Regions from separate parts of the Homo sapiens genome. Here regions 1, 2, 4, 5 and 6 are each linked to region 3. The links are chromatin loops, found by intact Hi-C in ENCODE. Cell type or tissue: chondrocyte. All regions are shown on one strand. Region 1 holds the start of TCERG1L (transcription elongation regulator 1 like). Region 2 has its middle 280 kb from the start of MIR378C. Region 3 holds the start of LOC105378565 (a long non-coding RNA gene). Region 4 has its middle 140 kb from the start of TCERG1L. Region 5 overlaps TCERG1L (transcription elongation regulator 1 like). Region 6 overlaps LOC124902561.

The links. A loop is a pair of places that touch in the nucleus more often than their neighbours do. Peaks named below come from ENCODE experiments on the same cell type or tissue, not always from the same donor. Only the 100,000 strongest peaks of a DNase experiment are listed, where the experiment ranks them.
Region 1: a loop joins it to region 3, with 13 times the contacts of the local background. A loop is called at or near these places in 2 of 110 quality-filtered maps.
Region 2: a loop joins it to region 3, with 4 times the contacts of the local background. A loop is called at or near these places in 8 of 110 quality-filtered maps.
Region 4: a loop joins it to region 3, with 8 times the contacts of the local background. A loop is called at or near these places in 27 of 110 quality-filtered maps.
Region 5: a loop joins it to region 3, with 4 times the contacts of the local background. A loop is called at or near these places in 4 of 110 quality-filtered maps.
Region 6: a loop joins it to region 3, with 9 times the contacts of the local background. A loop is called at or near these places in 60 of 110 quality-filtered maps.

The regions. Positions count from the first base shown.
Region 1 is chr10:131,310,493-131,315,492 of GRCh38, forward strand. It overlaps TCERG1L (transcription elongation regulator 1 like), which reads right to left and starts at 1,229. Exons shown (of 12, transcript NM_174937.4): 1 at 802-1,229. The coding sequence starts at 1,143. LOC101927461 (a long non-coding RNA gene) reads left to right here and starts at 1,364. Exons shown (of 3, transcript XR_242763.6): 1 at 1,364-1,782; 2 at 3,642-3,787; 3 at 4,164-5,000. In chondrocyte, a CTCF peak has its summit at 2,158 (motif pointing right); DNase peaks (open chromatin) are centred at 849, 969 and 4,479.
Region 2 is chr10:130,684,280-130,689,279 of GRCh38, forward strand. No RefSeq gene overlaps it. Among named protein-coding and RNA genes, the nearest start is that of MIR378C, 280 kb to the right of the region's middle. In chondrocyte, a CTCF peak has its summit at 2,616; no DNase peak of the experiment used is centred here.
Region 3 is chr10:131,872,310-131,877,309 of GRCh38, forward strand. It overlaps LOC105378565 (a long non-coding RNA gene), which reads right to left and starts at 3,018. Exons shown (of 2, transcript XR_946487.4): 1 at 2,434-3,018. LOC105378566 (a long non-coding RNA gene) reads left to right here and starts at 3,142. Exons shown (of 3, transcript XR_946488.1): 1 at 3,142-3,346. In chondrocyte, CTCF peaks have their summits at 2,784 and 2,989; DNase peaks (open chromatin) are centred at 272, 802, 2,802 and 3,412.
Region 4 is chr10:131,452,204-131,457,203 of GRCh38, forward strand. No RefSeq gene overlaps it. Among named protein-coding and RNA genes, the nearest start is that of TCERG1L, 140 kb to the left of the region's middle. RefSeq lists enhancers at 1,963-2,507, 2,039-2,108. In chondrocyte, CTCF peaks have their summits at 2,111 and 2,320; no DNase peak of the experiment used is centred here.
Region 5 is chr10:131,239,951-131,244,950 of GRCh38, forward strand. The region is part of intron 4 of TCERG1L (transcription elongation regulator 1 like); the gene reads right to left. Among named protein-coding and RNA genes, the nearest start is that of TCERG1L, 69 kb to the right of the region's middle. In chondrocyte, a CTCF peak has its summit at 2,300 (motif pointing right); no DNase peak of the experiment used is centred here.
Region 6 is chr10:130,188,288-130,193,287 of GRCh38, forward strand. LOC124902561 reads left to right here. Exons shown (of 2, transcript XM_047426136.1): 2 at 1-5,000. The coding sequence starts at 1,781. The coding sequence ends at 2,938. Among named protein-coding and RNA genes, the nearest start is that of GLRX3, 54 kb to the left of the region's middle. RefSeq lists an enhancer at 1,540-2,040 and silencers at 1,882-2,211, 2,262-2,381. In chondrocyte, CTCF peaks have their summits at 2,002 (motif pointing right) and 2,268; DNase peaks (open chromatin) are centred at 1,596, 2,057, 2,502 and 3,316.

The sequences.
Region 1 (5,000 bases), 560 kb before region 3:
ATGAGGTCAATCCTTGGAATAAAATGCACGCTATTCCCTGATTTAAATGCATCTGCATAGTTAGCTGACAATGAATCTTGCCCAAACCAGCCCGCCTAGCTCTGCTGCACCATTTATCAAAGGTTCAGTCACTTTTTCTTTTTAATCCCATGTCTTAAAAGCCAAACTCTAGTTCTAAAGTGCAGTGTGGCATTAGCGAATGTGGTGGACTCCGGCAGGCCTGGGGCAGGGGAATCTCCGGTAACATCCCTCAGTACCGAAGGCAGGATTTCCCGGCCACTTCCGTCGGTTGGAATTCTCTTAAGCATTGCCCTGAGTCTATTTTCAAATGAAAGGGGGAAAAACCCAAACCAGATTAGAATCTGAAACAGCTGAAACAGCTATCGATTTCCAGCTTGCTTTCAAGTCTGGCAGAGACTGTGAAAGTCCTAACTTCTCCGCGATGTCAGCCACGGCCCGCGGCGGTCACGGAGCCACTTCAGCACCTCGCGATGGACAGTGACCCCCGGCGTGGCGCGAGTTCCCTGCGGTCCCCACGCGGGCCTGGGCGGCGGGTCCCTCCACGGCTCCGTCCAGACACCCGGAGGCACCTGCCAAAGCTGCGGAGGTGGACGACCGGGCGTCCAAGCACGAACTTTCTCGCCGAGGCACGGCTGCCGGGCTCCGTCCTGAGGGTTTGGGGCGGCGAGGACCGCCGGGGAGGAGGGCGCGCGAGCCGGAGGCCAGAGCCGGGCCGGGCAGGGCGCGCCCAGGAGCAGGGGAGACGGCGACCCGGGCCGAGGCGGGACGGGGACACGTTACCTGCCCGTGGAGCGCGGGGAAGGGGTGCGCGGCGGCGGCGGCGGCGGAGTCTGGCGCAGAGGGCAGCGGCAGCAGCGGGAGCACCGGCTCGCTCGGGGCCGGCCAGCCGGGGAGACCGGGGAGCAGCGGGGCCGCGGGCGGCGGGGCCGAGGCGAGCAGCACCGGGGGAACCACGACCCCCGCGCTGAGCCGGAGCAGCCCGGCCGAGCCCGGCACCATCCAGACCCAGGGCGGCGGCGGCGGCGGCTCTGCGTCCATCGGCCAGAGGAGAGGCTGCCGCCGCCGGGGCTGCTGCTGCTGCAGCTGCCGCCGCCGCCGCTGGAACCTGGCGCCCGCCTGCATCCTACATCCCCGCGCTGACGGCGGCGGCGGGGGCGGCGGGCGCCCGAGATGCTGGGCCGGCGGCGGCGCGGCTCCGGAGCGAACTCACTTGGCTCCGCGGCGCGGCCGCTCGCTCCGCCCCTGCCCCGCGCGGGAAGCTCCTCCTCCTCCCGCCCGCGCCGCCGCCGCCCCCGGACCCGGCCCCCGCCCCGGTCCCCGCCCGCCCGCGCCCCTCCCCGCCGGACCCCGCCCCGCCCTCGCGCTCCCCGGCCCTGGCCGGGGTCTCCTCCCCGCTGCGCCCCTGGACCCGGGCGGCCGCGGAGGACGTGGGTGGGAGAGGGCCGAGGGCGCGCCCGGCTGGGCTCCCGCCGATGCCGGCCCCCTGGTGGCCTCTGGCCCTCTGGGACCCAGCGCACCGCGAGGGAGGCTCCGGGCTCCGCACTCAAGGGCAAGCGGAAGCCGAGGTGGCGGCGCCGGAGCCAGGCATGTCCCGCTGCCCAGCGCGGGGCTGAGGGCGCAGACGGGGACCGCGCGAGCCGCTCTCTACCTGGCCTCCTCGGAGTCCAGGGCGCGGAGGGTACTGGGCTGCGGATCCGGCGCAGGCGGCCCCGGACGCTGCTAGGCGCGGGCGGATTTCTGTTGCACAAATGGGCCAAACAGGTTCGTAAGGCCCCCGCGGGTCCCCTGGCCCGGAAGTTGAGCCGCGGGTGCCTGGTCTGAAGTTCCGCGCCCCACAGTGGCCCGCGGGCCTCGGCGGCTCCTGCCCTACGCCCTCCAAGGCACCAGGCAGGTGGCCCCAGGGCCTTTGCCCACGACACCCCCTGGGTGGGGCAGGACCACCCCTCTGTGAATTCGTCCTGGATGCCCCCAGGCACAGTCTGTACTCCTCCCTCCCCCAGCACACGCGGCCTCTGACGCTGCACGCCGAGCTTCCTGGGACCCAGGACGAACCGGGCTCCAAGGACCCTCGCTCCGCCCGGACCACACGCAGGCAGCGCCGGCCGAGCCGAGCCTGGGTCCGCACTGGCCACGCGCAGCCACCGCCAGACGGCGCTAGCCCTCCCCCGCTGTAGACCCTGCTTCGGAGGCCGCCAGCCTCCTCCCCATCCCGGGTCCACAGCTTCAGTGCAGCCCCTGGCGACGCGCGCTGACAGCTGGGCAGAGACTTCCGTGCGCTGTAAACCCCTTAGGTCGCTAAACCCAGGAAACCCAAGCACAGCTAATGCCAGCGCGAGACCAGTGTTGTTAGAGGCATTTGAAGGGTCTTTCTGGATGCAAAAGGCAGCATTATGATCCATGCATTTAAGAACTTGCATGAAAAACCCTCCCTGACCTGGGTGGGAGAGCAGGCACCCACCCACCCAGCGGCACTGACACGCCTGGTACTCCAAACCCGTGTTCGCATCACCTCCCACCTGTCCACTGCCAACCTCCTGAGATGGCCTAAAGCACCCGAGTGCTTTTAATTTGCGTCTAGGGTTGTTTCCTCATTATCCTGATTTGCTTAATTTCCTCTTGGCCTGGCCTGATTTCTTTTAGATCTGGGCATATGCTGATTTACATAGCTGGCGCCTCCATATTTTCCTCCACGAAAACCAGTTTTCAATTAGCAAGTTTATCTCTCTCTTTGATGCAAAAGTACTGGCATTTTTTTTATTCACCTAAAATCAGAAAGCTCTGCACATTAGAAGGCTGTTACTATTCACTTACACCCTTAATTTATGTGCATATATTAGTATGTGCACATGTGTTATAAATGTGTTAGTTTAATGGTCAGAGCCAGATCAGGATATTGGGGAGGCGTCTCCAGGCAGGCTCACATGCCCCTGCCACCCCCCACCTCCCCCACCGCATAGTCCCTTTTGCACAGGAGATTCTCCTTCCTTCTGCTTGGAGGCAGAGACAGAAGGCCAGGGGTGCTCGTGCCTGGCTTGCATGCTGTTCTCTGCAAAAGCAGGGTTTTGCGTGTGTGGCCCCCAGGTTCCTGGGAAGGTAGGGTTGGCCACAGTCTGTGGGAGCTGTAGCACTCCTTTGGGGAATCCCAGCCCCATCCCCACTGTCCTAGAAAGGGTTCTGCTGAAGTCCGTTTTTGCCAGCACCCCTCCGGGCTTCCTGATGCTCTGAGCTCAGGACCCCTTGAGCCACTACTTGGCTCTGAAGAAGAGCTGGAAAGTCGAAAGCAGCTCTTGACTCAACCACAAAGCGGCCTAAACTCTTGCTATTTCCTGCCACAAGCTTGACTCTCCTTTTGTATGACAATGCTTGGGAGCCCTTTTCTGTACCATTCTGTGTGCTAAATTATGGGAAAACAGCCCTCAACGACGCAGGCACGGCCATTTCCACTAATCGTTGCTAGGGCCAAGGACCCAGCACAGGGCTTCTCCCCCTCCTCCTGGCTCTCATTTCTGTCAGATTCTTTTCAAGGTTTGCCTCTCATCCCGTTTAACCCGGGAACCTTCTACACCCTCATGGATAGGAGAAGCCCCCTCATAGATACACTCATTTCAATGATTGTTTAGAAGGACCGCCTCCATGAACCGGTTCTGCAAATGTCATTTGTACATCTTGAGGATGGTTGAAAGAGCGAAGGCAAAGAAGATGCAAAGAAGACAGCTGTCACACAAACAAGCAGGATGCCACCTTCTTCCTGGGGACCAGAAGCCAGGTGAATGTCTAGCTTTGAGCTGGGACTCTCTGCCAGAGAGATGTGTGCTGGCAGGCACATCTCCCTCCCTGTGAGTGCCCCCAGAGGTCAGCCCTGGGCAGACAGGTGGCAGGCACCCCATAAACTCGCCCTTTGTTTCCCTGTAAAAATCAGTGAGAAATTTGCTTTATAAAGCATCTTAGGTACAGTCTAGTCTCCAGCTCTCCTATCCAATAAAAACAACCTTAAGTCTTTCCATGTTATTTGGGCAAAACCAGCAGAAATTTCCTGCTAAGCTGAGACAGGATATCACCTAGGAAGAGGAGATCCGCAGCAGGGAAAACGTGTGAATTACCTACATGTGCTAATGAGTTCCCGATTGTTTATTACCTTTCAGGAAAAAATCATGGGGAAGGTTTCAGAGACATCAGTGGAATAAGATTTTGAAGCCCATAGAATATTTTTTTCTTTTTGGAAGTTATTTTATTTTGTTTTTCTAAGTAAAACCTAATAGAATCCCAAAATGGGAGAGATGAAAACATTTCCTTCCAGCCCTGCAGAGTTAAAGTAAACAGCAGGGAAACAGGAGGGAGGTCTAGGCCCTGCATATCACCTCGGAGGTTCCCTGCACCACCCACCGCCCACGCTGCCAGAACTTCTTTCCAAAGCAATTGCCAATCAGACCAACTCCTTTCTGAACACTCGCCAGCTGCGCGATGATGAGGCCCTGAATGAAAGCCGTGCCAGCGAGGACCCAGAGAAGGAATCAGCAGTGTGACACCTGACTCAGTGCAGGGTGAGGAGCAGGAGGGTGTGAGAGTGGCTCCCCCTGTTCTGTGAGACTGGGGAGAGCCTGGAAAGTCTGTGCTCAGAGATGAGGAGCCCTCTGGGATGCACCATGGGCCAAGAGGTTGGCGAAGACGTGCTGACCTGGAGGGCTCCAAGGTCACCTGGAAAGACTTATCCTCTTCACAATTGAAAACTTCAGCCAGGAGTTCAGGAGCAAGGTCTTGGATGGAGCCACAGAACTGAAATTAACACAAAAATCGAGAGTGGCAGCTGTCCGTAGTGATTGTGATCAAAGATGTGGGTGGGATCGCCCAAGGCAAGCACAGAGTGGGAAGAGGAGAGGCCACTCATGGAATCAAGTGACGGGAAGTGAGGCTCCCAGCGAAAGACAGAGCGAGGTACACTGGGCCCACAGGCCGCCTGGGCAGCCAGGAGCATGCTTGTC
Region 2 (5,000 bases), 1.2 Mb before region 3:
CTAAGCCCCCATGCTGTGAGGAAGCCCAATTGGCCTTGGGGGTGGCCTTGTGGAGAGACACCAAGCAATTTTATTTTATTTCATTCTTCTTCAACCATCAAGCAGGGCCCTTTGCTTTATGAAGTTTGCTGTAAATTGCCTCTGCCAGTGAATTAGAAAACCTCTAATGTGTGGTGAATTCTGCTGGTCCACGGTAGTGGCAGGAAAACAAATGTTTTCTTTTTTAAAATGCTAATTTGGACCAACTGGGCCCCTTTTTCTTGTAGACATAAACTATCATTACATTTGAACAAGGCTCCTTTCCTGAATTCCAGGTGCTTGGCCTCGCTGGCCCATCTGAGACAGGGCACCTCTTTTCACATTGCTAAGGCACCAATGCTTCGTTTTTCTCCCATTTATCCATTAATTCACCAAATATCTATTTTTCTATCTATCTGTTATCCATCTAGTCTATCTCTCTCTAACCCCTCTCTTTCCTTTCTTTCCTTAGCTCTCTCTTTTTTCTTCTCCTCTCTCTGTCACCTGCCTTCTTTTTCTCTCTCCTTCTATCATCTCTCTCTCAGTCTCGCTCCATATTTGTTTTTTTTTAATTCTCCTTTTAGCCAGCTGGATAATGTGGGGTGTCCTCAGATAACTCCAAGTAACAACTGGATGGAAGAATGGATAAGGATATACATTTCAATGTGCAAACCTTCTGGTTAGTTATCTGTGCATAAAACAGACAAAAACAAACAAAAAGAAACAAAATATGATGGTATGAAGTAACCAACGTTTTACTAGGCTTATGCTTCTGCAGTTCCAGTTCCAGAATTTGGATGAAGCACAGCCTGGATCCTCAGCTGGAGTGGCTTGATGGGCTGGAGCCAGCTGAGTCAGCTCCACTGAGCTCACATATCTTTGGCTCTGATACTTCTCCAAGTGATGTGGCTGAAGTTGGAATGTCCAAGATGTGTCTGTCTCCTGGGCTGGGATGGCTGGAACTACTGGTGCTGGCTGGCATAGCTGCAAGGCCGCTCCTGAAGCTAATTGAGCTTCCTGAGAACATGGCAGCTTAGTGCAGTCAGACTGGGGGGCTTCCCCCAGAACAAACATCCTAGAGATGGCAAGTGAAAGCTGCCATTTCTTAATGCACAGGCTTATCTCTATCATTGTATTCTACTGGTCACAGCAATTCCAGATCCCACCCAGATTCAATTGGAGGGACCAGAAGCAAACAGTTAACACTGGAGTGAGTGTGAAAGAGAATGCAGTCATCTTCAATCTGCCACAGCAACTCCTCCTGGGTGACCTTGAGATTCACTGGCTGGTGTAGAGGCCATGGAAATTGGTCTTGGTGAAGACTGAACAAGAAGGAAAGAGAGAAAATTCTAGATTATCTGGAGGGTTAGAACGTCCAGGGAAAAGTGCCAAGGGAACCAAAGTGAATTACTCCTTACTGATGTCAACACATTATTAAATAGCAGCCCAGACATATATCCTTGAAACTTAATGCATTGTTTTCAGAATTTCATTTCTAGTTTTTAGGAATCAAAGATTTTTTTAAAAAAAATCCTTGGGTCTAATCCTTGGGTGAGGCAGCTGAATGCAGGGGGAGGTGCAGATTGAGCCTGACGTGAAATCCTCAGCTAAATCCTGCTGCTGAGAACTTTCTAGCTTCAGCCAGCTGCGGGGGCTCATGCCTGCAATCCTTTCCCTTTGGAAAGCCAAGGTGGTGGATAGCTTGAGCTTAAGAATTCTAGAGCAGCTTTGGGAACATGGCTACACTCTGTCGCTACAAAAAGCATAAAAAATACAAAAATTAGCCTGGCGTGGTGGTGTGCACCTGTAATCCCAGCTACTTTAGAGGCTGAGGTGGGAGGATCACTTGAGCCCAGGAGGTCAAGACTGCAGTGAGCTGTGACTGTGGTCCTGCACCTCAGCCTGGGTGACAGAGCAAGACCCTGTCTCTGAAAAATAAAAAATAATAAAACATAAAAACCAACCTTATTATTGAACCTGTCTTCATTGTAAGTCTGCTGTGCTGAACATTCAGGAAAATTCCCCTCCACGTTCAGTACCAGTAAGGTGACTGTCTTGGTGGCAACCTTTCCTCTTCATCAGGCCTGAGGGCCATGTGACCTGGTTTGTGTTCCCTTGGCTGTTTGGAAGCTCAGGGTTAATTGCTGCCTCTGGTCGCAGCAGTAGGACCTGGCCTAGGATTTCCCATCAGGCTCAATCTGTGCTTCCCCCTGGTGCCCAGCTGCCCCACTTGAGCATTGGAAGTGGTCTCTCATCTTTTTATTTATGTTGACTGCTTTTTTATTTTACAGCCTCAGTGTTGTGTTTCCAGATTACTTTGGAAGAAGTCTAGGCATCAATAAAAAGACAAATAATTCAAAATTTAAAATTATTAAATAGAAGGAAGGAGCTCACACCATGACCACTTACTAATTCCAGCCACTCCTGTGTCGAGCAGATCTTGCAGTAACTACACTGTCCCTAGTGATGCCTTTGACTGAAATGCGAGGCTCATACAATTCTGGTGATTCCAGCAATTGGCTTCTGCCAAGCCTCCTGGGCCCATGCGGATTATGGAGTCCTGTCTGTATTTCTCCCCTCTCTCCACTGGGAGGCATGCAAAACACATTGGGAATGAGAGTCAATGAACACTGTATGCAGGTGTAAAAGGAAAAGCCACTTTTAAAATCGGTGCACTGGGAACAACCCCTACGAACCTACTCAGACAGAATCCATCACCAATAGACTGTCCAATGCACAAAGAGAGCTCTATGCTGCCACAAAGGGGGCCACATGAGGCAAGATTGAGTGTTCAGTCACATTCAATTTAACTTAATGATTAAATGGAGATTATCATCCAGAGGTTTTCAAACACGTCTTCCCACATTGGCATCTAACTATTCTTAATTATAGATACTGTCACAATCTCATCTTTAACAAGATCAGAAAATGTCTCTCCAGGGAGAAATAACTCTTATTATGAACCAGAGCACCTGGCAATGTGAACTTCTTGATATTAGAAGGAAAACAACCATCAGACTTGTTAAATCTTGAGTGGCAAATGAGCATCTTTCAGCATCTTTCCAGTCAAAGGCTGAGGAGGCAGGTAGGGAAGGAGGCGTCTCTGGGTAGCTGAAGCACAAAGCAGGCGGCCGTACCCAGCATGGAGGGCCAGGCAATGCAGACACATGGGAAAGGTTGAGGGGACCCTACCGTGTTGTCCAGACACCCAGCCAACTCCCTCCACTCACCCACTATTCCTCTTTCCTTGCTCCAAACCCTTGGAATAGTGCACTTCAAAACATAGCATCATAAAAAGCACATATATATAAAACCTCTTCTCAAAGAGGAAGGCCTACATTGAAAGAAATCAAGTGGCCACCTGTACCCTAAATTTTAGCAGGCAATGGGAAATGTTTTTCTAGGATGGCCAGGGGCCTGACCTTCCAGCCCCTCACCTCTGCCCAGTGCAGCGGTGCTGCTCATGTCCCCTGAGCTCTGCACCATGCACACTGGGAGGCACGGCCGAGGCTGTGGTGCAGAAATCCCAGGGGAATCCTGGACTTAAGACAAAGGGCATCTGTCCTTCTCCCGTGAATTGCACCCTCCCAACCACAGACACCGGCTTTGATTTATTAGCATGACCTAGATTGAATACATGAGAAATTCTATTTAATATAGAAGAAATCTTAACCCCTTGTCTTCTTCTCTCTGGATCAAACTGGTCCATCACAAACGCTTCTGAAATCTTAAATGCCTTTCAAATACTTCCCTCCATCTACTTCTGTCCAAAGATGTTCTCTGTTCCCCACCTGTACCATTTCTTCTGAACTGGTTTCTTGTACCCATTCATTCCTCACTTTCCTCCTCTAACTCACTGTCAGTCCTCTGGAATTATTTATTTCATATGTACACAGGCACACACACACACACACACACACACACACACACATATATAAAATTAGAGCAGTGCCATGTTTTATGCATATTTAATTTAAATATATTAAACTACACATCTTCAGCATAACATATTAATATATACTCAGGTGAGAGAGAAAACCATTCAGAACATCCAGTGAGCATGGGAGCCTGACTGACGCTCTCCAGTCAGTCTCAGTGCCCATGTGCCTGTCCCAGAGTAAGCATCCTGTCACCACATCATATGGCTAATGAGGGTGTGGTGTGGTAGACAGCCTCTAAGATGACCCCGATGACTCCTGCCTCCTGGTATTTGTACCCTTTGGAGTCCCCTCCCCTTGATTGTGCACTGGATATAGTGAATCATTTATGACAAATAGAATATGGCAGAAGCAGTGGGTCTTCACTTCTCAGAATATCTTATGAAGACATTGACCTCACTCATTTACCCTGGGGGAAGCCAGCTGCCATGTGGTGAACTGCCCTTTGGAGGGAACCATATGAGAAGGGACCAAGGAAGGCACGTTTCCAAAAGACAGACAGACACTGAGGCCGCAGGTAAAACTCCTGTGGGGAACTGAATTCTGTGAGGCCCCAGTTGAAACTCCTGTGGGGAACTGAATTCTGTGAGGCCCCAGTTGAAACTCCTGTGGGGAACTGAATTCTGTGAGGCCCCAGTTGAAACTCCTGTGGGGAACTGAATTCTGCCTATGACCGTGGGAATGAGCATCAAAGCAGATCCTCCCTGCATGGAGTCTTCAGATGAGACCACCGCCCCAGCAGACACCCTGATGCAACCCCAGGAGGAAACGAGCCACAGCCACCCTGCTAAACCACACCCAAATTCCTGACTCCCCTCAGAAGACACCTGCAAGATAATTCATACTCATTGTTTTAAACTACTAAGTCTTAGGGATAATTTATTACACAGGGATATGTAGCTAATACACAAAAAACTGGGATTTTAGAGATTTTCAAGAGTAATTGTAATGGTACACATTTTTTGCCTAATCTCACATGCGTCTTGGGGTCAAACCCTCCCTGTGGCTCACCTTGGCCAGGGTCATGGTCCCTGCTGTCCATGG
Region 3 (5,000 bases):
AGAACACAGGGCAGCGTGCTGTGTCCTGGGACATAATTCTGGTCCCTTCCCTTTTGTTTCCCAGATAATGTCTTCCCAGGAAGTCCCTCTCGCCACCTCCACCCCACCCTCAAAATGCCAGGAGCCCGCGTGGGTTTCTGAATCCACCACTGTCACTCTTGCTGCCACCGGGTGCCACTGCTGTAGACAAGTCCCCTCAAGGACGGGGGTCCCTGCAGGTCCTCAGCGGTGCCCATCCCTGGGCTCTGGGCTTAGTGCTTCCTTCCTTCGTGCTATGGCCACAGCCACCGCCCCAAACACTCCGTGCATCAGGGCGGCCTCACAGGCCCAGGCGTCACCATGCCTGCCGAACCCGCCTCCTACTCAGCCAGACCCCAGGCTCTCCCTTCCCTCAAGCACCCTGTGATGTCCCCGGGTCCTGCCCTGCCTGGGATCTAAGTCAGGGCCCTCCTAATCCAACAGAGGAGCTGCCCGAATGCTGAGCCTCACGAGGAAAAGATCTCTAACTGGATCCCATCCTCCAGAGGTTCCCAGGCTGTCATGCCCTCCCGGGGACCTCAGTGAGGCAGCGCTGGTCCGTGATTCCATGAAACCAAAGAGCCTGCTGCTCACTCCCTGGAGCTGCACATCCACTCTTACTAACCACACGGGGGAGAGGTCCCGGCTCGTCCTCGTGCTGCACTCCGAGCAGGCAGGAGCAGGGCAGCCCAGGCTTGCCAGCTCCCTCACAGAACAACCTCAAGTGGCTGTGGCTAGGGAGCCCAACTCCAGGTTCCACCCCTGCTAGGGAGCTGTTTCCTGAGTCAACAGTGGTACCGAGTGTGACCGGCATGGGGGGAAAGCGGGTCACGCAGCAACCCTGGACGCTGGCTTTGGAAGGGGTGGACTCTGCTCCTGGGCGCTGTGGGGACGCCCTCATTCCCGGGTTGTGGCAGCACTGAGCGGAGGCCTGAGGCGCTGGAGCTAGTTCTGGACAGCACCTGGCCACTTTCCCCTGCACAGCCTGGCATGTCCGCACCTGCACCCTGCAACCACTCCCTACAGGAGCCCCTTCAAAGTCAGAGGATGCCGCAGGCTTTGAGTCTCCTCAGTAGGGGACCCCCATAAACAAGGAGGCCTGTTTCTATAATCAGAGCTTCCTGGAGCTCTGGAATTCAGAGCAGACATTAATTCTACTTTTTTTTTTTTTAAGACAGAGTCTTGCTCTGTCACCCAGGCTGAAGTGCAGTGGCGCAATCTCAGCTCACTGCCATCTCCGCCTCCTGGGTTCAAGCGATTCTCCTGCCTCAGCCTCCTGAATAGCTGGGACTACAGACACATGCTGCCATGCCCAGCTAATTTTTTGTACTTTAGTAGAGACAGGGTTTCACCGTGTTACCCTAGCTGTTCACGAACTCCTGAGCTCAGGCCATCCACCAGCCTCGGCCTCCCAAAGTGCTGGGATTACAGGCGTGAGCCACCGTGCCCGGCCAACGTTAATTCTTTAATTCAACAAACGTGTATCTGGTCTACCTCGGAGCTTGGGGGGAATTCCTGGGAGGCCGGGAAGGACAGGCTGAGGCCAAGGACATGGTGCTCAGGCCAGGCCCAGTGCCATGCAGGGAGACCTCAGAGGCTCTGACCAAATCCACCAGGAGAAAGCAGAGTGGCCCAACCACGCCCACCCCAGAAGGAAAATGCCTCAGTGTCTCTTTCCTCTGTGCTAGAAAATGGCTTTGTTTCCCTCAGGGCGCTGGAACCGGACCCCGTGCAACTTCTCCCAGGAAACTGGTCCCCGTGGCCCATCTGGGAGACCCTCATTCCTGCATCCTGACACCTGCTCTTCCGAGGGGAAGATTCCACGGAAACAAACTCCTACCCCCCAGCTGAGACCCCTCCACCCTTAGACTCCATTCTGGGGGCTGGAGCTTAGAGAGGCATCTCCACACTCACCCAGCCGATGCTTCCCTGGCTGGGGGTGGGAGGGCCCAGGGTTTGGAGGGCAGCCCCCGAGGAGGTGCACACTCACCTCCTGGCTTCTTCCTGGGAGGCTCAGCAATGCTACACATGCCCAGCCCTGCTCCAGAAATGCAAAGTTGAGGGACCCATGGAAACGGTGGAGGTGTCCGTGTAACCAACAACACATCTGCAATTGCACCCGTGATTTGGCAAACCTACTTCTTTTCTCTTAATTTTACTGGCCGGATTTGGTGACATCAATAAGCAAAGCTCTAAACCTAACATCACAAAACCTTTTTGAAGACTGAATCGCGACAGAATCTCCCACTTTCTTCTTCACAACTCGAGTGGAAACCAGATTAACATTTAAAATGAAATAGTCACGGAATATTTTAATAGCATTTCTCAGAGACCAGAACTTTGTTCCCTAGTGGCCAACCCAGGAGGAAGATTTTGTGTCCAAACTCAGGAGAAATGAGCATTTTTTTTTCCTACCTGTTTCTTATGAGGTGAATGAAACGGGCATTCTCTTTGTTTGATTTTTCTCTTTCTTTCAAAGACTGTCAGGAAAATGCCTCAGTTTCCTCCTCTCTAAAACAATGAAAGTTAAAAGGTGATGACGGATGACAAAGGTGGAGGAGAACGAGGAGGAGCTCGAGGAGGAGGGGAGAGTAGTCTTGGGAAACAGAACATGAAAGCTGTGATAAATTTCAGCAATGCTGTATCTCATTTCAGATGTCCTCCTGTGGGTTTTGCAGACAATTTAACAGAAGTCCAACGAAAAGGGAAGTTGCCTGAAAGAGCCGGCTCCCAATCCTTTCAAATGAGGTCCGAGAGCACCACCCCGCGGCAAGTCCCTCTCATTGCTGTTGCTTGCGTTTGCTTTCTGAGCCCCTCCTCCGGCCTGGTGCAGCTGCCTCCCGCTGCCGGGACCATGCCAGGAAGGAGCCAGGAGGCGAGTATGCACCTCCCCAGGGGCTGCCGGCCAAGCCCCGAGCCCTGCCCGCCCTCCCCAGCCAGGGAAGCACCAGCTGGGCGAGTGTGAAGGTGCCCCGCAAAGCTCCAGCCCTCCAGAATGGAGTCTAAGGGTGGAGGGCTCTCAGCTGGGGCGGGTGGGAGTGGCGGTTTGTTTCCATGGGAACTTTCCCTTGGAAGAGGCAGGTGTCAGGATCTCCCAGCCAGGGAGGATGTTTGCCTTTGGAATGTGTCCCGAGTCTAAATTATTTAGACCTTGTCTACATAACCTACCAAAGAGCGTTTTGGCCCCGCCTGCCCCTCCCCAGAGGACACGGCAGTGGCGCTGAGGGGCCTGGGTGGATCTTAAGGAAAACTGAGCCACAGGCCACTGCCCCCCAACACCTTCAGCTGCTTCTGCCTCAAGGGGGATGCTGCCCTCTGTTTCTGCACGGTTTGTGTCTTTGGGGGCAGGCCCCGGCCCGTGACACATGCAGGGCTTTGTCTCCCATTGGGCGGCTGCAGGCGGCCCCATTCCAGGCCATCAGCAGGACCCCTAGAGCCCCAGCCCCAATCCTCCAGGTGTGGGAGGGTGGACATGAGCAGGCATTAGGGCACAGTCCCCAGGAGCCACGCAGGGCCTGAAGGGGCTTCCACCTGGACCCAGGCTTCTCCCTCCCCTCCCTTGCAGGGAGGCTGGCATCCTGGACACAGCCTCAGGGGTCGAGCTCAGGCTCTCCTTCCGGTGGCCGGAGGAGACCCCACAGTCCCTGCTTCCCCTCCACAGGCCCTGCTGCCCACTTCTCTCTTCTTAGCTCTTCCTGTCTTTCGAGGCAGACTTCTTGTCTCTTCAGGCCCAGAGAGGGAGGGGACAGATGGCCAATTCCCTGCCAGTGGTCACTGCAGGCCCCGAACCATTCCCCACCCAGCTGGCCCGCCCTCCCTCGCCTGGGGGCCAGGATCGGAGGGGAAGATAGAGAAGCACCTTCTCCTGCTCGGACTCGGGTTTCAGGCTCCAGGCCTGGATTGCCACAAATTAGCCATGTGACTTTGGGAAGTTACTTCCTCCTGCTATGCCTCAGTTTGCTCATCTGTAAGAGGGGATAGATAATAGGAGGCCACGTCCCACCAGGTCGCTGCACCCCCGGCCAGGAGTGTCACTGGGACTCTGCCTAGGTTCCACCTTCCTTTGTCTCCTGAGACTCCCCCCCTCCTCCGGTAGGCACGGGACTCCCTGGGAGGGGAGGGGCGGTGACCCTGAATCCTGGCCCAACACACTAGTTGCCCCGTGAAGGTGCTAATAGGGTATTGAACAAAGCCTCATCAGGTATTACAACACCCAGCATATAAAACCTCATTCTTCCAATCTGCTTTAGAAAAACAACTTTTCCTTTAAGAAAGGCTGATTAAATCCAAAGGTGTCACTTCAGTGATCTGGCAATTTTCCAGACCGAAGGAAAGGCTGGAGCACGGGAGACTCTGACAGTGAAGAGACCAGCGGGCAAGGGGAGGGCAGAGGCCTAGGTGCTGCGGGAGACGCACAGGAGAGGCCCAAGTGGGTGGGAGCTGGAGGGTCTGCCCGGAGGGAGGAGGGGTCTGTCCTGGAGCAAAGAGGAAAGGGGAATCTACAGGCAGCCATGTGGAGAGAGATGCTCCCTGCCACGTTTCCACTGTTAATTCTGGAAACTAACTTTCTAAATAGGTTTTTTAAGAAGAGAACGTCTTATAGTAACTTAGTAAACTTTCTTTTTTTTTTTTTTTTTTTTGAGACAGAGTCTTGCTGTCTTGCCCAGGCTGGAGTGCAGTGATGCGATCTCGGCTCACTGCAACCTCTGGCTCCCGGGTTCAAGCGATTCTTGTGTCTCAGCCTCCCGAGTAGCTGAGATTACAGGCGCCTGCCACCATACCTGGACAATTTTTGTATTTTTGGTAGAGATGGGGTTTCACCATGTTGGCCAGGCTGGTTTTGAACTCCTGACGTCAGGTGATCTGCCCACCTCCACCTCCCAAAGTGCTGGGATTACAGGCATGAGCCACCACGCTCGGCTGTAGTAACTTAATAAACTTTTTACATAATGGACCTTCCCCAAGTAGATAAGGAACATCTA
Region 4 (5,000 bases), 420 kb before region 3:
ATTAGAAAATCCTTGCTGTTTCTGGCAATTCATGGCTTTCAAGCATTTTGTCTAATTGCACAGTTTTATTTTGAATATCTGAAGCTGTGCATTAACACTGTGCTTTCTTTACATTCTTTCTGTAAAAAAACCCTAATTCTCCTACCACTCAGTGCAACTCAAGACAGAGGCGCCTTACGATCACCAAGGAAAAACTCATGCATTTAAAAAAGGCTAAAAGAAAAGTACTTCAGTCGTTTTTTAGAAACATCATGCTGTGTACATTTGTATTCTCACTTCTTAAGCCGCTATCATTCCAGTGTCTCTTCTCTTGGGCAATTGTGCCAACCACATTACGTTATTTTCCAAGTTTAGGGTGAGCTCCCCCACTGAGCCCTGTAGGTAGGTCTGGTGCCTTCAGCCATGGCAAAACAAGGAAGTTTCTGCGTCCTCCTGGAGCCAACTGAGGCCTCAATGTCCCTGCTGCCTGGATGCCATCCTGAGACAGTGTATGAGTCCATTTTCACACTGCTATGAAGAACTGCCCGAGACTGAGTAATTTATAAAGGAAAGAGGTTTAATTGACTCACAGTTCAGCAGGCTGCACGAGAGGAATGGCTGGGGAGGCCTCAGGAAACTTACAATTGTGGTGGAAGCTGAAGGGAAAGCAAGGCAGCAGGAAGGAAAATGATGTGGGAAGAACTACCAAACACTCACTTAGAAAACCATCAGACCTCCCGAGAACTCACCATCAGGAGAACAGCACGGGGAAAACCGCCCCATGATTCAATCACCTCCATGATTCAATCTCCCTTGACACCTGGGCATTATAGGGATTACAGGGATTACAATTCAAGAAGAGATTCTGGGTGGGGACACAGCCTAGCCGTGTTCAGCAGCATCCAGGTGTCCAGGTGCAGACATGTGCTCCTGTTCGAAACGGGGAAGCCAGTGGATGCAGAGCCGTGAGCACCGAGGGCCTCCCACATTTAGGAGAGGAAGGCTGGTGTCCCTGTGAGAACACATGCTAGTCCAGAGTAAGGAAAAGACGGCCCCGTCCCATCTGCAGGGTTGAGCCAGTTCCAGAACTCGCACGTAGACCGCAGAGAGCAAAGCCGGGTGGCCTGGCGCCATCGCGTGATGCAGACTATTGTGAACGGCCTGCTCTGGAGGCGCAGAGAGGCGGGAGGTGGATGGCGCTGAGGGGAGGGGGTGTAGGCGGAGCACCAGCAGCCAGACCCTGGCAATGACGAAGGCTGCCCGACTGACCGCTTAGCTGGGAGCTCTGCTCAGCCTTCCCCTGCAGACGCCATGACCTTCACAGGACCCTGCAAGGCGGGGCTGCAGTGGCCTGGGCCCTGAGGGGAGGCCCAGAGCAGGGACAGGTTCTGAACTCTGCAGCGGCGCTCCTCCCCGGCCCCTCTGGCCTCTGAACCAGCTGCCATTGTAAGCTCTGGGCCCCGCTGGCACTCCCATGCCCTGGGAAGAAGCAGCCACTGATGGCCGGAGGATGGAGCACAGTGTCGCTGACTCTCCGCCGTGCTGCCCGGACTCCCGGGTGGAGGGAAGCGCCGGGATGCTCCACAGACTGCAGGCTTCCTGCTCCGCCCCTGCCCTGTGCCCCGGGACCCCCTGGAGCATGCCAGCCAGGACATGACCTCCAGCTGCCAATCACTCTTCCCTCCCAGGCAGTGCTGTGTCTTCCAAATGCACAGCCCTGACTCGCGCCACCTCCCCGGCCTGGGGTGCTCACTACCCCTGTGCTCCTCCCGCTCCTCCCTGCCTGGAGTTCCACCCACCACAGCTGGGACTGCCCTTAGGGGTATCGGCTCCTCAGCCCCCAGGCTCTCAAGGCCGGAATCACGCTTTGTGGGGAGTTAAGATAGCGGAGCTCAATCCAACTGGGCTGTGGCGGGTGAAGGCTCGTCCCTAGCTCTGAGATGCACGTGCCAGACTCACTGGACCCTGACAGCCCAGAAGCTCAGTGCGACCCTGCCCCCTGCTGCAGGCAAGCCCCGCCTGTCACGGAAGAGCTGCGCCAGCTTGCTCATGCTTCTCCCTCGGCCCCTCCCACGGCCTCAGTTTGAACCGCCATCCGTGCAGTTTGTAGTACCCACATCTACGTCCAGAGGGCGCTGTCGGGATTAAAAGTTTGAAGTACTCATTTTGGTGTTTGGTTTATAGTCAAAATGGTCTTTTTTCAGATTTCTTTTTATTATTATTATTGAGTCAGGTCTCACTCTGTTGCCCAGGCTGGAGTGCAGTGGCTTGATCATAGCTCACGGCAGCCTCGACCTCCCAGGCTCAAGTGATCCTCCTGCCTCAGCCTCCCAAGTAGCTGAGACCACAGGCGTCTGGCACCCCTTCCAGCTGATTTTTAAAATTTTTTTGTAGAGAGGAGTTTTCACTATGCTGTCCAATCTAGTCTCAAACTCCTGGGCTCCTCTTGGAAACTCCTCTTGCCTCAGCCTCCCAAAGTGCTGGGATTACAGGCGTGAGCCACTGGCCTGGCCCAGATTCCTTGAGGGCATCGGGAGCAGCACAGCCCATGCTCACCTCCCCAGCCTCGCCTGCCTCTGTAATTTGCACCATGTGGCAGCTGCCGGCAGAGCCAGTCCCTCAGTAACTGGTCGCTCCCCATATGCTGAGAACCTTTAATCATCCGAAGCCCCGGTACCCATTACGGCTTTTCCCCTGGTACAGATGGTTCCTGGAGTACTTTTTACTTTGATTTAAATACCTGTGCTTGTTCTTGGCTTTAAAAAAAAGAAAAGCCTTTTTTGGTTCATTTCTGTGTGGTATTCTGGAATATGAATATGCATCCCATTATCATAATTGTCTGGCTTTTAACATGCTTTCGCCTATGTGGAAGTTGCTTATTCTAAAATCTTTAACCAACTGTCAAACGGCCATTCTGTCTCAGTATAAATGTCTCTATTGCAAGCAACAGCGCAAATGTAAACTGTGGCTAAACATTGTACTTCAGATTATAATTGGGTTCAATTAATTTCACTAAAACAAACTCTTGGCAGTAAAAGTCGCATGCTTCTTGATAAAATGTCTGTACAGATGACTGAGATAGAGAGTGATGAGGACTCTGTTATGAAACCGGGAGCTGACTCTCCCATTTTAACTGCCGTGCGGGAAGCAGATAATCATCCTGCAGCTGTAGGGAGGTTGGAGAGGTCTCGGGATAGAGACAGGGGACCAGGAGGTTCCTGGCGTGAAGCCTCAGAGGTCATCTCCACCGCAGTTCTTCATGGGAGAGAATGGGATGCTTGCAGTGACTGCTGTGGTCCAGTGACTACACGGACTCTAGTTTTACCCCATGGAGGAGCCGGGGTGTCATGTGTGGCCTGTGCAACCCTGATATCTGCAAAGCTTATTTGTAACTTCAGATCAGCTTTCTCTCTCTCTCTGTTTCAAAGTTTATAATAAGGGCTCCCTGTATGTTGGTGTCATTTCCAGCCTCAAGGTTGTCAAAGAGTTAAAATTTTCTTTTTCTCTTTTTTTTTTTTTTTTTTTTTTTTGTTCTGTCACCCAGGCTGGAGTGCAGTGGCATGATCTTGGCTCACTGCAACCTCCGCCTCCCGGGTTGAAGCACTTCTCCTGCCTCAGCCTCTCCAGTAGCTGGGATTACAGATGCGTGCCACCACGCCCAGCTAATTTTTTATATTTGTAGTAGAGATGGAGTTTCACCATGTTGGCCAGGCTGGTCTTGAACTCCTGGCCTCGTGATCCGCCCACCTTGGCCTCCCAAAGTGCTGGGATTACAGGCATGAGCCACCGCACCTGGCCACATTTTCTAAACCGATGCTGTGTTCCACTAGGGCTGTTTCTGCTGGATGGTGTCCTAATTAAGCCAAAGAATTTTTAGACGAAGCAAAGCACAACTGCTTCTGATTGTGAGTTTACATCTCTGAATGTTAAGCTTTCCTAAAACAGGACATAGATTTTTATACATCCAATTGTCCATCTTAAAAAATTCTGGCAAAATGTTGTATTTGAATAATTTTTCTTACTCAAATGTGGAGATGCGGAGGTGATTAACCTCAACTAGTTGTTTTGAATATAAAAATGATGTAATCATGCTGATGACTAGGTTGCCTTTGTGAAACGTGACCCTCCGTGGAGGAAGTAGCCCCAGTGTTTCAGGCAATTGGATCAATTTTGCAGCAACACATTTATCTCATGCCTGACAGGAGCATTTCAAAGCGAACATACTGGAAAGCATCACTAAATTGAACTCAAATGTGCTCAGGTGCTGGGAGGTTAATAATCTCGGAGGGCTGGACCTGAAGAGGAGAGTATCAGTGCAAGAACCGCCCATCAATGCCCGTGCGGCCGCAGGGAACTCAGAAGCGAAGGGTGTGAAATTTAACCACTTCTGACGCCGCTGTTGTGTTCTGTGGTCCAGCGTCTTCAGCTGTGCCCAGAGCAGGCCCTCAGGGATCAGGTCCATCAAAGCACAACTGCTGCATGGACAGACAGACATCCCATCAACTCCGATCTGCTGCACCACGGAGGGCTGGCTTCCAAACTCTCCTAGACAGATGACTTTCTTTAAAATGTGCTTAAGAAAGAAAAGTGACTGAACTCTCAGAATGTACAACTGCATGTTAATGCTTTTCTGTCAAAATATCACACTGTCTAGACTTAGCTTAATCTTGGGCTTTGAAAATCCATCTCTGAATCTGTATTCCAGAAAGGCTGCTTTTACAAAATGTATTAAATTTGAAGCGGAAAGCCAATAATTGCAATGTTTGAAGATTCAATTTAAATACAAAAGTGGCCAAGAGCAATCCCAGGGGAATCCAGGTGAGGAATTTCAGCTCTTGCGAAGTCTTAGTCTTAATGTTTTTAATATTTAAAAACACAAAAAAAAGTCATTCCTCCCTTTGAAAGGTTTCAGTGTGCCCAGACAACTCTCAGCGGTGATTCTCATGATAAGGGTGCACGGTGAGTTTCATGTGGGCCCTGGGATCTATGTAAGCTGAATGCACTGGGGGTATTGCAGCCCT
Region 5 (5,000 bases), 630 kb before region 3:
TTTTGTCTGTGGGGTGCTTTCTATCTGCTTGTTCAGGCACACACCCCGTGGTTTCAGGAAATGGGTCATCTGGGCTTGGTGAAGAAGCCCTTCTCCCTGGACCCCGCTGACTGTGCTGGTCCCTGTGGTGGGACACGACCCCTCCCTTATGATGACCATCCCTGGGAGGACAGTGGTCCCTAGTTATCCCCGCTGGCTTCCATTCTGTGCAGGAATGTGTATTCTGAGCCTGATGTTGTCCTTTTCATGCCCAGTTCTGGGCATTAAATGTGTGTGGAGCAGGCGCTTGGCAGCTGAGCATCAGATCCCTAAAGGCAGGGTCCATGCCATGTGGCCAGCCACTGCATTATCCACACGGAACTCAGAATGGTCCCTCCCACCCTGACCCTTCCCCGTTCATTCGTTCATGCATGCATGTATTGGGTACGCTTTATGGAGCTGATTTATTTTATGATCTGTCTCTTCTTGCACCCCATAAATTTCCTGAGAGCAGGGATTCTGGGCTCTTTTATAATCTGACCATCCAAAGCACCGACCACAATCCCTGAAACGCCAGAAGCACCCAGTGAGTATCTGAGGAACTAATGAATGAGTGAGTGAGTGAGTGAGCGTCTGTCCCGAAGGCCAGGCCTGCTCGAGGTGCTGGAGACGGGACAGCACCCGCACAGGGTTTACAGTCTTGCAGACAGACGTGAGCCACGCGTTTTCTAAAAATACGCCACAGCCTGGTCCTTCACAATCCCAGGGAAGGTGACTGAGTCGGCGTCCATCCTGTCTGAGGCTCCTCCTGAATTATGGATCCAGGAAAAGTGAGAAGGGGAAGGAGGGGGCGCGGAGGGACGCCTCTCACAGATGAGAGAGAAACACGGGCTTCTAGATGGTGAGACCCAGAGGGAGCTGATTATGAGATAGGAGAGGTGGAGAAACCGGCGTGCAGGTCCCCTGCGAGGGGCTGCAGCGGCATCAGGGCCTTTGGCTCAATCCCAAGAGACTCATCCAGGGCAGAAGGGGGCCAAACCAGCTCCCAGGCCTCCTCCTTCACCGGGAAAGCACGGCCAAGGTCTATGAGGCGGCAGTGAGAAGACATCGCAGCAAGAGCGGAAGATTGAGATCATCAGAGAGAAGAGCTCACCCCGGAGATGGAGCAGAGAACTCAGGGCACCGCACAGAAATGGTGATGAAACAAGACAGTGTGGATCCGGAGAGTGGAGGAGCCGCCCGCACGCAGAATGGGTGGAGGGCGGTGGAGAACACGAGGCTGGGGGTGGGGAACACAGGAAAACTAGGAGGTGGAGGAGGTTTTCAAAATGTCAATAGATTTAGAAAACAAAGTTAAGGAAGTCTACCAGAATGTAGGAAAAAGTCAAAGAGGCAAACACAGGAGAGAAAAGAATAAGAGACAGGGAGGGATGACTCCTGATGCCCGGGAACCTGTGGACAGGAGCTCCAGGAACTAAGTGCAGGCAGAGGAGGAGGAAGCACCTGTGACATGCTGCGTGACATGCAACGCATCGTCCATACGCAACATGAACACAGGGGATAGCGCAATATAAAAACATAAGAGAGGACATGCATGAACACAGTGGATAGCGCAATATAAAAACATAAGAGAGGACATGCATGAACACAGTGGATAGCGCAATATAAAAACATAAGAGAGGACATGCATGAACACAGTGGATAGCGCAATATAAAAGCATAAGAGAGGACATGCATGAACACAGTGGATAGCGTAATATAAAAACATAATATAGAACACGTATTAACAGCAGGAATGTATATGTGTATACATATACATGCTTATGTATACACATATGCATCTTTGGGTTGAAAATGCCCATGGAGGTTTCCACAGAATTAATATTTTAAAATGTCTAGATGTCATTAGAAAATCACTGAACATCCGAGATAAAACGGTCACAATTACCGCAGCATTTCTACAGAAAGAAAACACAAGTCACCTGTACAGTAACACAAACTCAGTGAGTCTCTCTCATGGTAGGGTCAGATTTTAAAAGGTAGTAGAGCAATTCCTTTAAAATGTTGAGGGAAAACAATTCAAAGTAACATTGTACAACTTGGCAACCTATCAATCAAGTTTGAAGGGCAAGAACAGAATTTTCAACACCGAAGGGATCTGGAATACTTTTATTAGGAGGTTGTTTCTGGCTGTGCTCCAGCAAGTGAGATTGTGAACTGGGAAAGGTGGAGATAATACATTCGGGGAACGTGGCTCCCAGCCAGCAGAGCAATGGCACGAAGTTCCAGCGTTGCAGCCGCCAGGAGGAGCTGCTGAGAGTATAGACATCTAGAATATGGATGCTGTGAGGAGTGAGGGGCCTCCAGGGAAAAAGGACGAGAAATAGAATAGAAAAGTACAGTGAAGAATGTGAAAAACATCTTGGCAATGTGTAAGAGAAAGAAAATGGGGACTGGCTGGACGAACAGGCAGAAGTGCACAAGAAAGTCACCATCTAATCTTTGGGCAAACGACAGAGTGGCATGACTGGGAGCACTCAGAGAGTGGTCAAGGTGCGGGTTTCACTCTGATACTAAATCACGGCACCAGCGACTTTCAAGGGAACAACATCTACTTAATTATACTGTTGAAAACCTACACAGTGAGTATCCCTTATAGGAAATGCTTGCAACCAGAAGCGTTTCAGATTTCAGGGTTTTTTTCCAGCTTTGAAATACTTGCAGAAATACATACTCGTTGACCATCTCTAGGCTGAAAATCTGCATTCCAAAATACTCCAAAGTCTGTGACTTTTTGAGTGACAGCAGGATGCTCAGAAGAGAAGCTCACTGGAGCCTTCTGGATGAGGATGCTGCACCTGTGTCTGTGTGTTTATTTATTGACTCATTAACCTGTAGGATCAGTCTAGGAACAAAACTAGAAAATCTGGTGGTCCCTGTAAAAGCGAATATAATTATGAACACCCTTGAAAACAGAAAGGGAAAAGTGTTAACTGACAGAAGTTAGGACTCAGAAAGTTGAAGAAATAGGGACGTCAATCTCCACGTGTTATAAAAAAGAAGGTCACCATTTTGTGAAACTCATCATGTTACTGAAGAAGAATGAGGGGCTTGTTTTATTTACATTACGATTTATTTAAAGAATAGTTAGTTCTGAATACCTAAAGTTAGAAAATACCATTGTGTGGGGCTGTGCAAGATTTTGGTTCGCCTGCACGATAATAACAATCGCCAACTCGCTCCTGCCTCTCCACACTCACGCCCTGTGAGTGTCCCTCCCACGCTGACCCTGGACTTCACCATGGACCTGCACTGGCCAGTGAGACAGGAGTGAATGTTACATAAGCAGAGGCTTAAAAACTGCAGGCATGGCCAGGCGTGAGGGCTCACACCTGCAATCCCAGCATTCTGGGAGGCCGAGATGGGTGGATCACTTGAGGTCAGGAGTTGGAGACCAGCGTAGCCAACGTTGCAAACCCCGTCTCTACTAAAAATACAGAAATTAGCTCGGTGTAGTGGTATGCACCTGTAATCCTGGCTATTTGGGTGGCTTGAACCCGGGAGGCAGAGGTTGCAGTGAGCCAAGATTGCGCCACTGCACTCCAGCACTCCAGACTGGGCAACAGAGTGAGACTCTGTCTCAAAAACGAACAAACAAATAATACACATGCACACTGCGGCTGTCCTCTCTGTCGTTCCTAAAACCAACCCTGCAACCTTGATGTGAGAAACATGGTCCTGATGTGAGAGGCACGTGACCAGACACCCTCTGTTCACCAAGACGCAAGTAAGTGACAACCATCTTCAGCCAGTCAGCCACCAGGCAAAATGGCAGATGACCTGATGCACAAGGGACACATTATTAGCTCGTGACTTGTGGGTCAGCAATTTGAGCTGGGCTCAAAATAACAAAATCATGAGATAGGTCGCTGAGAAAAGCCCAAGAACTGTCCAACTGAGCCCAGCTCAAATTGGAGATTCACAAAATCGTGAGCTACATAAACAGCCATTATTCAGAAGCTCTCTATTTGGGGATGGTTTGCTGTCCCACAAAAGCTAAGGTTTCGGCTGTGCAGCAACAGACAACGAAAACTATCTTCCTCTTTCACAAGATGTCAACAGCCATTGTCTAAAATTGACACACCCAGAGATCAAGATATCAACTGTGTAATTATAAAGGAAAAGTTAACTCGCAAAAACGCAAGACATAAAATAAAAGTGCATCGATCGGAAGAGGCTGCCCGTGGGGTGGAGGCCCGGGGTCCTGGGGCAGGAGGCCCTTGCTCATCACCAGCCATCTCCCTCCATGAGTACAGGCACATGAGTAAAAATAAGTATGAAAAAGTGTGACCGTGAAGCATGAGAAATGCCAGGAGCAGAAGTGTCAGGTGCACCCACATGGAACAGGCACGTGCTTTCATCCGGGGGTTCAAGGAGTTCATCCAGGGGAGAGGGAGGTTTACGTTCAGAACAGGCAGCCCTGGGAGAGTGGAGCATGCAGAGTGGGGGTGCTTTGGGAGTAGGTGGGGAGGGGCCTCTCAGCAGCTGGCTAAGATTCTTTAAGGTGCGCTGGAAGAAACTGCAAGAAGTGTGATGCCCCCATGGTTGAGGTGGAGGGGACAGTTAGAGTTTGTCTCCAGAGTACACAGCAGTGAGCTCTCACTCCCTGTGGTAGCCCCTTCCAGCCATGGCCAGGACTTCGGTCTCAGTAACGCCCAGGGTGCCGTGGAACTCCCTGGGGAGGGTCTGGTTAGGATGGCCAATTGGGGAGGGCTTCCAGAGCTCAAAGCCATTGAAATCCTGGCCCAGGCTGAAAGAGTTTTACCTGTGGACGAAGTCACCTGCGCACTTTCAACAGTGCCGTGGACTAGTGGGCCCAGGTGTCCCCCAGGGAGAGAAGACATCAGCAGCTGCCTAGAGTCTCCATGCCACCACCCCCTAGATGGGCAGGGAACTGTGAAATCCCATGTCCATGAGCACAGGCAGGGCCAGGTGTCTTCCTGCCCAGGACACTGGGGAAC
Region 6 (5,000 bases), 1.7 Mb before region 3:
TGCAGGGACATACTCTCCACCTGATGCTGAAACCACCACAGCAAACAGGTGCTGTCATGAATAGTTGACATGTATTAAGTCATTTAATTCTCACCACAACCCTATGAGGTAGGCATCTTCAGCCCCATTTGACAGATGGGGAAACTGAGGCATGGGTGAAGCACACTGCTCCTGGTCATAGTACCTGTTGGACCTGGGATTTGACTCTGGGCCTCCTGGCTGCAGTTTGCCCTCTTAACCCCTATGAGGTGTGAGGAGTCAGTGAATTGGCTCCTGTGGCTTGGGAGGGAGACATGTTCCTCTGGGTGTCCAGGGACAGCACTGGGTGCAGGGTGGAGTGCTGGGCTGTGGATGGGCCCATATTGGTCCTAATGGTAGGCAGAGAGGGTGAGGAGGTGCCCAGGACCGGCTTTGCCAGAAGGAGAGAGAACGCTGGCACCACAGGAGCAGCCCACCGTGAAGGCCATGCCCTGCCCGAAGCGCGGTGCCTATTTAGAACCCGAGGGCCCCCCAGCACGATGGCGTTTTGGGGGTTATTTTTGTTGGTGGGGAAACAAGCTCAGGAATTTGCCAAAGCTCTTATCCAAGGGGCGAGTGGCTCAGCCAGGGTTCATTACCAGGCTCCGGATCCTGCTTCTCCCGGATCACAGCAAGCGCTGTGCTTAGGCCTGGGGTGGGGGACGGATTCTCCCTGAAGGCAGGTCTGACGCGGGCGGGAGCACCCACCCCGCTGGGTTCTTACGGCGGATCCGTTACCTGGGTCTCCAGAGGGTGAGGTCGCCGTGGGCACCCTGGGAGCAGCAGTTCAGATAGAAATCCTCCCATGCCGTGTGCAAACACTAAGTTTTTTGTTTTGTTTTGTTTTGTTTTTTTTGAGACAGAGTCTCGCTCTGTCGCCCAGGCTGGAGTGCAGTGGCGCGATCTCGGCTTACCGGAAGCTCCGCCTCCCGGGTTCACGCCATTCTCCTGCCTCAGCCTCCCGAGTAGCTGAGACTACAGGCGCCCGCCACCACGCCCGGCTAATTTTTTGTATTTTCAGTAGAGACCGGGTTTCACCCTGTTAGCCAGGATGGTCTCGATTTTCTGACCTCGAGATCTGCCCGCCTCGGCCTCCCAAAGTGCTGGGATTACAGGCGTGAGCCACCGCGTCCGGCCGCAAATACTGGAAGTTTTAAGTCAAGCGAACAAACATTAAACTGTTCTGTCCTCTTACCTTGACAAATACACCTACCAGTGACCGGGAAGGCTGCCTTGTGAATTTAGAAAGTCCTGGGTCTTGGCAGCTTCAGGGGACAGATCGCCCCGCTCACGTTTGCCCCTCTTGCTTCCCACCCTGTTTCTGTCCCTTCCCCGGGGCCCTGGGGCACACAGGGGTGGGATCGGGGGTCCAGGCCGGGAAGGGCTGCTCAGGCTCCGGGCACGCACTCCTGGGGGCGGCCTGTGCACATCCCTTTTGGAGGGGTCTGCCCCACGCATCCGGGGAGGTACGCAGCCCCTGGTGCCAGGGTCCAGGTGGTGCTACTGGGGAGGGCGCGTGCAGGAACCAGCAGCCCTGGAACCAGACGCCAGGGTAGGAGCTGGTCACGAGCCCTGCCTGGCTGGGTCGGGTCCCTGTCCTGGGTCCCAGAGTGCCCTGGACGTTGGGGCTGCAGGGACACCCCGGGGCCAGCGACGGCAGGTGATGTCCAGGGCCCCGCGCCAACTGGGAGCTTTGCTGCCGCTGCGGCCTTGTGTGAATTTGGAGGGACAAGGCCGGGGCGCGAACTGAATCTACTGTCATATGCGGAGTCAATGCACCATCTCCAGGACCTCGAAAGCCTCAGTTTCCACGTATGCAAAACGGTCCATGGTGCCCTCGTACCCTGGTCGCTGCTGCACCATCGAGGTCAGCGCGCGGCAAGTCCCAGGTAGGCCACGTCGGCTGCAGACCTCGGCGGCGGGCGGTGGCGGCGCGTGTCCACGCGAGGGCGCTGCGCACCGCGCTTCAGCCCGACCTCGCCTTCTGCAGGGGCGGTCTCCTGGCGCCAGGGGGCGTGCGAGGACCGAGGAGAGCGCAAGAGTAAGCCCGCGGGTGCCGGAGCGCGCGCCCCGCCGTGTGCTGGGTCCAGGGCGCGCGGCCGGCCTGTCCGGGCCTCCTTCGCAGACGAAGCGGCTGGAACGTCTCGGGGGCGCGCCAAGCCGGGGGCGCATGCCTGCACACGTGTGCGGGGCTCACCTGGTGCTGCGGCCGGCTCGGGCGTTGCCTGCACGCACCGTGCTCTACCTGCGGGAGCGGAGTGGAGTCCGCGGTGCCTGCGTGGCCGGGGCAGGGCCCACAGGGTCCGGCTCAGAGCCCCGCCCCGCTGCCTGCGGCTGCCGAGCCTTTCCAAGCTCGAGGGGGCCGGGACCTTTGGGAAACCAGCGCCTGAGGCTTGGGGGCGGCCGTGCTGGGAGTGGCGGCTGCCGGGAAGCAGGGCGGATCCCTGGACACCTGGAGCCCTGCCCCCTCGTCCCCGGGGACCCGGGGGTCTGTCTGGTTGGGGTCCGAGCGGCCTCAGGGTGGGCGCTGCATCCTGGCCCGGGGTGCACGGTTGTGCGGGGGACACACTTGTCCCGTCCTGCCCGAGCTGCGACCTGGGCCAGAGAAGGGAGCGGAGCTGGCATAGCCCCAGCCCCAGCTCACTGGGGCGCCTTGCCCGCCTCCCCAAGCCTGGGCCGGCTTGGCCGCTGCAGCCACCGGGCCTGGGCCCCAGCACTCGAGCCGCAGGGCGTCGCAGGCCTGGCCTCGCTTCCCCAGAGTCGGCCCTCCCCAGGAATTTTTTGTTCCTTAGCCCTAGTGAACCTTCTGCGTCCCCTCGAAGAGGGGAGCCAAGGGACCTTGGGGACAGTTGAGGTTCGGGTTTTTAAAACACCAATAGGCTTTATTTTTAGAACAGTTCTACATTTACAGAAAAAATGAGCAGCTAGTCCGGAGTTCTTATTACAACCCCTGCTGCCTCCCCCCGTGAACATCTTGCACAGGCGACGTGCATTTGTTCTAATGAACGAACAAATAGTGACACGTTACTATTAGCTAGAGTCCATACAGCTGAGGTCCCCTTTCTGTCCCAGGATCCCACCGGGTCGCCGTCTGCTCACGCTCCTTGGCGGCAGCATTTCTCAGACTCTCCTTGTCTCTGGTGATCGTGACGGTGTGAGAGTATTTTGAAGGCTCTTTCTCGACTGGGGTTTTCTCATGGTCAGGTTGGGGCAGCGGTGTTTTGGGAGGAAGCCCGCAGAGGCAAGGCGCCGCCCCCCTCCCATCACATCGAGGCTACACGCTGCTGACACGCCTTCTGGCTGCGGCGCTGACCTTGGTCACCTCGCACGTCTCCACCCCAGTTCTGCTTTCTCCCTCCTTCTATAGGGTGTCGTTGGAAGTCCCTGTGTGCAGCCTACGCTGAATGAGTGTCCCTGAGGGGGAGGAGCCCATAAATTGCTGGGTTCTGCGTGGAGACTTCTGCATATTCATCTCTTTTCTCCATTTTTTTTTCTTTTGGAGACAGGGTCTCTCTCTGTCACCCAGGCTGGAGTGCAGTGGTGCGAACACAGCTCATTACAGCCTCGACCTTCTGGGCTCAAGCGATCCTCCCACCTCAGCCTCCCAAGTAGCTGGGACCACAGCCATCATCACACCTGGCTAATTTCTTTGTATTTTTTGTACAGACGGGGTTTTGCTATGTTGCCCAGGCTGGTCTTGAACTCCTGATCCTCCAACTTTGGCCTCACAAAATGCTGGGATTACAGACATGAGCCACTGCACACAGCCTTCTCTGCATTTACTCATCTATTTGATCATTCTGTCAGTGTAGACTCATAGGTATTATATAAGGGGTTAGGAGGGGTGTGGTTATAGGCTGCTGGTGTACACTTGGGCACTTGTTGTGTGTGTCCCTATGCTTGTCTGTGTTTGAAATGTTTCTAATGAAGTGAAATAAAGATGGGGTTAGGGCCGCCACTGAGGGGTGAACCAGGCTGGTAGACAGTCTCTTACCAGAGCCTGCCCCTGTGTCAGGGAGGGCTGGGTCTGGATTGGGCTGTGTTGGGCCTTTGTCCCTGCCTGGTGCCCTGTCTGTGCTAATGGCTATGGTCCTAACAGAGGCTCCTGGGGCCTAGGGGGTGGTTCCTGTTGGCCTCTAAAACCCGCCCTACTCAGTGACCGAGAGAGCAAGTTGGGACCCACTGGGACCGGGCCCTGCCCTTCAGGTGGCCCTGTGGCCTCTCCGAGTGCATGGCAGTAGAAGTGGTGGGGGACATTGCAACCTGCAAAGTGCTGGGCTGGAGGCCACTTGCTGAGCCACGCTGTTTCTGGCAGGGACTTTCTGACAGGGCTGATGTGTGTCCTGAAGGGACTCCTGCCTGCGTTTGGGGCTGTCCCTGAAGCGAGAGCACGGGGTGTCTGTGGGGGCTGGCTCCCCTCTCCTGAGCCCACCCCGGTCTCTGTGGATGGCTGCCGGCCTGGGTTGATGGATGTGGGCTCATTATCTTGTCTGTCTTAGGGGAAGGTATTAGCTTGGCAGTTCATAAAAGATTTTAATTAAAGAGGGAAGAATCATTTTGGCAAACTAGCCTTGTTCCCACACTCAAATGACCTGTCAAAGTTATAAGTTCGGTTAATTTCCACACAAAACCTTGCTATTTTGGGGGAATTCAGCTGGAGTCTGGGGCGACACAGCCCTGGGACTGGGCACCCTGGGTGGAAACCTGTTTCCCTCTCTCTTCTTGCCTGTGAAAGCCCCTGGCAGCCACCCTGTCCCTGCTTCTCCAAAGCCCCACTCTCTCTGCCCATCTGCCCACAGTCCCCATGGGTCCCAGTGTTACCCTTGACCCCTTTTCCACATGCCCTTCCCGCCCAGGTCCTGGTCTCCTGCAGAGCTGCCTCATCTCCAGGCATCCACGTAGACTGTTACATCCTCTTCTCCATGTGCCAGTGATGGGATGCTTAAAATACATTTTGAGAGAGTTATGGGCTCACAGGCAAT